Regions from separate parts of the Homo sapiens genome. Here all the other regions are linked to region 2. Evidence: read pairs that join two places in POLR2A ChIA-PET (ENCODE). Cell type or tissue: IMR-90. All regions are shown on one strand. Region 1 overlaps RERE (arginine-glutamic acid dipeptide repeats). Region 2 overlaps RERE (arginine-glutamic acid dipeptide repeats). Region 3 overlaps RERE (arginine-glutamic acid dipeptide repeats).

What was found. ChIA-PET counts read pairs that join two places held together with the same protein. Peaks named below come from ENCODE experiments on the same cell type or tissue, not always from the same donor. Only the 100,000 strongest peaks of a DNase experiment are listed, where the experiment ranks them.
Region 1: POLR2A ChIA-PET joins it to region 2 with 6 read pairs; 3 of 35 experiments call an interaction of 5 or more read pairs at or near these places.
Region 3: POLR2A ChIA-PET joins it to region 2 with 8 read pairs; 11 of 35 experiments call an interaction of 5 or more read pairs at or near these places.

The regions. Positions count from the first base shown.
Region 1 is chr1:8,775,687-8,778,186 of GRCh38, reverse strand. The region is part of intron 1 of RERE (arginine-glutamic acid dipeptide repeats); the gene reads left to right. Among named protein-coding and RNA genes, the nearest start is that of RERE, 41 kb to the left of the region's middle. In IMR-90, no CTCF peak of the experiment used is centred here; no DNase peak of the experiment used is centred here.
Region 2 is chr1:8,566,324-8,568,823 of GRCh38, reverse strand. All of the region lies in intron 4 of RERE (arginine-glutamic acid dipeptide repeats), which reads left to right. Among named protein-coding and RNA genes, the nearest start is that of SNORD128, 73 kb to the right of the region's middle. In IMR-90, no CTCF peak of the experiment used is centred here; a DNase peak (open chromatin) is centred at 1,453.
Region 3 is chr1:8,514,034-8,516,533 of GRCh38, reverse strand. The region is part of intron 7 of RERE (arginine-glutamic acid dipeptide repeats); the gene reads left to right. Among named protein-coding and RNA genes, the nearest start is that of SNORD128, 20 kb to the right of the region's middle. In IMR-90, no CTCF peak of the experiment used is centred here; no DNase peak of the experiment used is centred here.

The DNA of each region.
Region 1 (2,500 bases), 210 kb before region 2:
TTTGATACTTTAACTCACTGTCTAATAGATAAATTTTATGTAATGGCTTGAGGTGAGTCAGTTCTTGCTGTTTGCTTAGTGTGGTGACTGTAAGAAATGGTTGGAGAAAAGGAATGATTGAGCTGCTGTATTCTTATTACTTCTAATAACCCATTCTTCAGGGTAGATGGTATTACTAATTTCCAGATGAGGAAATGGAGATTCAGAGAATTAATTTGTGCAGGGTATCACTATTAGTAATACAACATTTGGCCTTCAAATTGAGGTCTGGGTAGTTGAAGTTTTTTTTTTTTTTTAACCATATACTTTTATTTTTATACCATATACTTTTATTAAAAGTATGACACTTTGGGGCCGGGCACGGTGGCTCATGCCTGTAATCCCAGCACTTTGGGAGGCCGAGGCAGGTGGATCACGAGGTCAGGAGATCGAGACCATCCTGGCTAATGCGGTGAAACCACGTCTCTACTAAAAAAATACAAAAAGTAGCCGGGTGTGGTGGCGGGCACCTGTAGTCCCAGCTACTCAGGAGGCTGAGGCAGGAGAATGGTGTGAACCCAGGAGGTGGAACTTGTAGTGAGCCGAGATTGTGCCACTGCACTCCAGCCTGGGCAACAGAGCGAGACTGCATCTCAAAAAAAAAAAAAAAAAAAGTATGACACTTTGTTTTCAGAGTGACCTGTCTCAAACTACTGTCTTCTTTTAATTTCATGTAGAAAATATAATGTTCATTCTCTTCTGTTTTCCTATTTTCTTGATATTTTTCTTCAAAAAGTTATAAAAATTAAACCTAGGCTTGGGTATTCTCTTTGTTCTTTCTCCCTTCACAGTCACCTCCATTATTAAATTTTAATTGGTATAAAACATAAGAAAAATATTTGATGACACTTGATAGTATGTGTTTTCTAGAAGGGCAAAGAGAAAATCTGGACTTCTTAGATAAGACAATGCTTTCCAGAAGTGGAAGCACCCATATAACTTTTTAAGTAGGTTGCCGTGTAAATGTTAGCAGATAAAATATTGATAACTTTCTTTCGTGTTCTACTTAGAGCTCCTTCAAAGGTGAAGTGCTTATTGGCTTCACTCAGAATAAGTGGTTCTAATTTTTGACTTTGATACTGTTTTAACATTCAGCAAAAGAAAGTATTTAGGTCTGGTGTGGTGGCTCATGCCTGTAATCCTTGCATTTTGGCACTTTGGGAGGTGGAGACAGGCGGATAGCTTGAGCCCAGGAGTTCGAGACCAGCCTGGGCAATATGGTGAAACCCCACCTATACAAAAATTACCAAAAAAAAAAAAATTAGTTGGCCATGGTGGCGCATGCCTACACTCTCAGCTATTCCGGAGGCTGAGGTGGGAGGATCACCTGATCCCGGGGAGGTCGAGGCTGCAGTGAGCCGTGATGGTGCCACTGCACTCCAGCCTGGGTGACAGTGACACCCTGCCTCAAAAAAAAGATAATAAAATAAAAAAGAATTTAAGGGGAAGTTGAAACATTGATGGTTTTTAGAAGAAGGAAAGAGGAAAACTTAGTTACAAAATTTGGTAAGTTGTATATTACATGCTTAATAGAATGAAACAATATTTTGGGGCTAGGTGCCGTGGCTCATACCTGTAGTCCTGCACTTTGGGAGGCCAAGCCGGGCAGATCACATGAAGCCAGGAGTTCAAGACCAGCCTGGCCAACATGGCGAAAGCCTGTCTCTACTCAAAATACAACAATTAGTGGGTCATGATGGCGTGCACCTGTAGTCCCAGCTACTTGGAAGGCTGAGGCACTAGAGTCGCTTGAACCTGGGAAGCAGAGGTTGCAACGAGCCAGTATCACACCACCATACTCCAGCCTGGGCTACAGAGGGAGCCCCTGTCTTAAAAAAGAAAAGAATGAGACAGTGAAGAAAGTAACCCGGTAACTTCAGGTGGATGAAAAAATTAGAAAGTTACTGAGCTATTTAAAGTGAAAGGAAATGTAAAGTTTAGGAAATTTATATAAGAAATGGTTTGTGAAAATAGGAAGAATGATTACTGTGTTATGAATGATAAACAGATGAAGAATTTAGAGATTATTACAATTGGTATGGAAGCGATGTACTAATTTGGTGTTTACTTGAATATAATGAAACTAATTATTAACCATGTTTTCAGTGGAAAGATTTCTCAGTTAAGCAAAAGTTTAGCCTGGGTTTGAGAGGCAGTGTGGCATGATTGCTAAGAGCACAGATGCAGAATCCAAGACCGCCTGGGTTTAAATCTGAGCTCTACTGCATAGAGGCTTTATATTAATGAGGAAGTTACTTAACCTCCCTGGGCCTCAGCTTCCTCGATACAAAATGGAGATAGTAGTAATACCTACCTCATAAAATTGTTAAAAGAGTTAAATGAGTTAATATATGCAAAGCTTAAGTGATGAAAGAGGTAAAATATTCCATTGTTTATCAAACACACACCATGTGTATTTTATTTATTTTTTGTTTTTATGTTAGTTACTTGTTTCCTAGAA
Region 2 (2,500 bases):
GGGATTTATTAAGGGAATAATAAATCTCACTCCATCATAGAAGCTAAGTCCCATGATAGCCATGTCTTAGTCTTTTTTTCTGAATACCTGAGACTGGGTAATTTATAAAGAAAATAAATTTATTATAGTTCTGGAGGCTGTGAAGTCCCAGGTCAAGGGGCTGCATCTGGTTGGCCTCTGGGGAGGGCTTTGTGCTGTGCCATAATGTGGTAGAAGGCATCCAGGACAGTAGGGCTCACAAGAGAGAGCCAACCTGGTTTTTATAAGAGACTCACTCTTGTGATAAGTCGTTAACCCATGAATGCATCAATGAATTAATGAGTTATCAGGCTCCTTGTGATCTAATCACCTCTTAAAGGCCTCACTTGTTAATACTGTTACATTGGGGATTAAGTTTCAGAATGAGTTTCTGAGGGTGACAAACATTTAGACCATCGCAGGCCATCTGCAAGCTGGAGATGCGGGGAAGCTGATAGTATGGCTCAGTTCAAGTTCAAAAGCCTCAGAACCAAAGGAACCTATAGTACAACTCTGTCTGAGGCTGAAGGCCAGAGAGCCTGGGGGGCCGCTGGTGTGAGTCCTCAGTCCAAAGGCTGGAGGACCTAGAGTTCTGATGTCCAAAGGTAGGAGAAGAAAGGTGTCTTAGCTCTTGGAGAGAGAGCAAAGTCTCCTTTTCCCTGCTTTTTTTTGTTCTGTTCTGGACCCCAGCCGATTAGATGCTGTCCCACCTACATTGAGGGCAGATCTTCCCACACAGGCTACCATCTGACACACCAGTCTCCTCTAGGAACACCTGTACAGACACACCCAGAAATAATGCTTTACCAACTATCTAGATGTCCCTTAATCCAGTTCAGACACCTGATATTAACCCCACAGTCAGGTTGAAGTACATTGTGGGATACTTTTGGGGAGCTACAGAAGTGCTCTTTAGTTTGCTATGTCTGTCCCTATCTGCTAAGTCCCCTTGACGTACAGTTTATCTCTGTGTGTGTGTGATATTAAGGACAACAGAGGTCATCTAGTTACCCAGCCTTGTAGTTTACAGATGAGGGCAAGAAGTACAAATATTCCCAAGGTTTTACCTGTGCTTAGTTTTGGCCTCTCTGCTACAAACAAATACAAGAATGAATTGTCTGAAAATTTCAGTGTTCATACACAATATAATCCTAAGTAGAAAATCCTTAATGAGTTTTGACTCCTTAGCTAGCATTTCAGAGATGATTTAGTTTTCATGCACTGTTTTAGTTCCTACCAAAATATTGGTTGATTTTTCTCCATATTAAAGTGTAAAAATAATTTAACAGCGGCAGAAGTTTAACAAACAAGGCATCATCAAGAAACAGTGGTTTTGAAATTATTGCCCATCATCTGAGCCTGTGCTTCAGTACATTCATAGTTACATCATCTTTCTGAGTGTTTGTATGTAGCCAGTTATTTGTATATCTTGATTGTAAACACTGTGAATAGTCATCTGCCTTCCTACCATTCCCCCTTCATGCTTCAACATCTGATAGAAGGTGATTTAAATCCTTTCACACAGACCCAGATGCTGATGTTATCTCTTGACAACAGTCTTTTGAATTGAATACCACTCATAGGTTTTGAAAATGAGCCTCTAACCTTGATCCTAGTGCCTACAAGCAGTAAGCAGCCTAGTCAGATGGATGTGGCCATGGTCTTCTATTTCTTTCATCTACTTAACTTCTCTTTAAAAATTCATTATGCTAGTTCTGGCCGGGTGCGGTGCCTCACACCAGAAATCCCAGCACTTTGGGAGGCCGAGTCAGGCGGATCACGAGGTCTGGAGATCAAGACCATCCTGGCTAACACGATGAAACCCCATTTCTACTAAAAATACAAAAAATTAGCTGGGTGTGGTGGCACATGCTGTAGTCCCAGCTACTCAGAATGCTAAGGCAGGAGAATTGCTGGAACCCTGGAGGCGGAGGTTGCAGTGAGCCGAGATCGCACCACTGCACTCCAACCTGGGTGACAGAGTGAGACTCCGTCTCAAAAAAAAAAAAAAAATTACTATTCCAGTTGTGAGCAGATCCCTCCAGAAGTCTGCTATATATTGGATGTACCAGTAGTTCCAGGTATACCCATTTGGAAATGCTAATAAATGTGATGTTACCACCAACAGGATTCTGTGTCCCATTTAATTTTTGTTTTCAGGTTTTTTTTTGTTTGTTTTTTGTTTTGGAGACAGAGTCTTGCTCTGTTGCCCAGGCTGGAGTGCAGTGGTGCCATCTCAGTTCACTGCAACTTCCGCCTCCTGGGTTCAAGCAATTCTCTGCCTCAGCCTCCCAAGTAGCTGGGATTACAGGCGGTCGCCACCACACCCGGCTAATTTTTGTATTTTTAGTAGAGACGGGGTTTCATCATCTTGGCCAGGCTGGTCTTGAACTCCTGAACTTGTGATCCACCTGCCTTGGCCTCCCAAAGTGCTGGGATTACAGGTGTGAGCCACCACACCCAGCCCAGGTATTTTATTTTG
Region 3 (2,500 bases), 52 kb after region 2:
AATAGCACCTATCTTACAGGGTCGCCTGTAAGATTAGATAAGAAAATAAATGGAAATTGCTTACCTTGCAATGCCTGGTACATAGTAAATGTTCAATGGATATATTAGTTGCTTTATTAATGTTAAAATTAGTATTGTTATTATTATTACCTATGGAGATACTGCCTCATAGAGTTGTCGTGGAATAATGAAATAATATGTGCCCAGCATAGAAAGCACTTAGTAATTGATAGCTAGTATTATTATTTTGCTTGTGTTTGTTATGTAACTATAATACACCTAGATTTTTTTTTTTTTTTTTTTTTTCCTCTGAGAGAGTCTTGCTCCGTCCCCCAGGCTGGAGTACACTGGCGGGATCTCGGCTCTCTGCAGCCTCCATCTCCTGGGTTTGAGCAATTTTTCTGCCTCAGCATCTTAAGTAGCCGGGATTATAGGTGCCCACTACTGCACCCACTACCACGCTTGGCTAATTTTGTATTTTTAGGGGTGGGGCTTCTCCATATTGGCCAGGCTGTTTTGGAACTCCTGACCTCGGGTAACCTGCCCACCTCAGCCTCCCAAAGTGCTGGGATTACAGGCACGAGCCACCGCACCCGGCCTACACCTAGATTTAAGATAACGTATGTGAAAACTCTTAAGATGAGGATAAAGATAGATGTGTGTGTATGTTGCATTATTCTGGATATTACTTGCATCTTTGGTTTCTTAATTCATACAGTAGTATCCTTTATATGTCTTGGCTAGGATTCATACTGCCTTTGGTCTGGATTTTTCTTCCGAAGTTGATGACCACCCTGGCTTTGACTAGACCTACTTTGTTAATTCAGCAGCATTGTACATCCAAGCAGAAACCTCTTTAGTAGCTATGTTTTGTTGTTGTTGTTGTTGTTGTTTGTTTGTTTTTTGAGACAGTCTTGCTCTGTCACTCAGGCTGGGGTGTAGTAGCATGATCTTGGCTCACTGCAACCGCTGCCTCCCAGACTCAAGCAATTCTCCTGCCTCAGCCTCCTGAGTAGCTGGGACTACAGGCGCCTGCCACCACGCCCGGCTAAGTTTTGTATTTTTAGTAGTGTGGGGTTTCACCATGTTGTCCAGGCTGGTCTTGAACTCCTGACGTCAGGTGACCTGCCTGCCTCAGGTGAGCCACCACGCCCGGCCTGTTTGTTTTTTTAAAGACAGTCTAGCTCTGTTTTGCCCAGGCTGGAGTGCAGTGGTGTGATCATAGCTCACTGCAGCCTCAAACTCCAGAGCTCAAGTGATTCTCCTGGCTCAGCCTCCTGAGTAGGTGGGATTATAGGTGCGTGCCACCGTGACCAGCTAATTAAAAAAACATTTTTTATAAAGCCTGTTGCCCAGGCTGGTCTCAAACTCCTGAGCTCAAGCTGTCCTCTTGCCTCAGCGTCCCAGAGTGCTGGGATTCCAGGTGTGCACCACCACGTGTAGTGCTGTGTTGCTTTGAACACAGGATAGAAAGACACCTGAATTTCTGTGAATAGCAATACTAACATGTCTGTTAATATCAAAACATGAATTAAATGCCTTAATACCTAGAAATGAGATAATACTGTAGAGCACCTAGGACAGATAGTAAGTGCTGAAATGTTAGCTACTGTTGTTATTCATCAAAGAAGAAAGCTGGAGTCTTCTAGATGAATTTTAGCCTCCAGCACTTGCTGAAGTTCAGAATGTGCCATAATCAGTGCTTCTCAGAGCATAGCTTGTGGACCTCATTATTATTATTATTATTTCTCTTTTCTTTTCTTGTCTTGTCTTTTCTTTCTTTTCTTTTCTTTCTTTTTTTTTGAGGCGGAGTTTCATTCTTTTTTTGCCCAGGCTGGAGTGCAATGGTGTGACCTCAGCTCACTGTAACCTCTGCCTCCCGGGTTCAAGCAGTTCTCCTGCCTGAGCCTCCCGAGTAGCTAGGATTCAGGCACACACCACCCGGTATGGCTAATTTTGTGTTTTTAGTAGGGATGGGGTTTCACCATGTTGACTAGGCTGGTTTCGAACTCCTGACCTCAGGTGATCCACCTGCCTCGGCCTCCCAAAATGCTGTGATTACAGGCGTGAGCCACCTCGCCCAGCCTATTAGTATTTTTTAATCCCAAGACTTGGCTTCCCGACTTAAAAGTCTTCTGCCCTATACCAAAAGACAGTGATTGTCTTGAGGAGAAGCCTTGGTTCCGTCGAGACATTTGAGTTAGAAGCGAAGCTAGCCACTTTTTTCATGGAATATCAGTTACTCTTTGAAAGAACAACTGACAGACAAACTGTGGTCATTCAGACGTGGGCATTTGGCAGAAACTTTCTTGAAGATGAATTAAGTGAGCTTGTTATTTCAAGGAAAACACTGATACTATTTGACAAGGCTAAGATTTGAACTTTCAAGTAAAAATTAGAATTTCGAAAAGCTTGTACTCACCACTCTGAGCCTGACAGCTTCTCTACACTGAAAGGCATTTCTTATGAGATAGGTGATATTAATATGATTTTTAAAAAA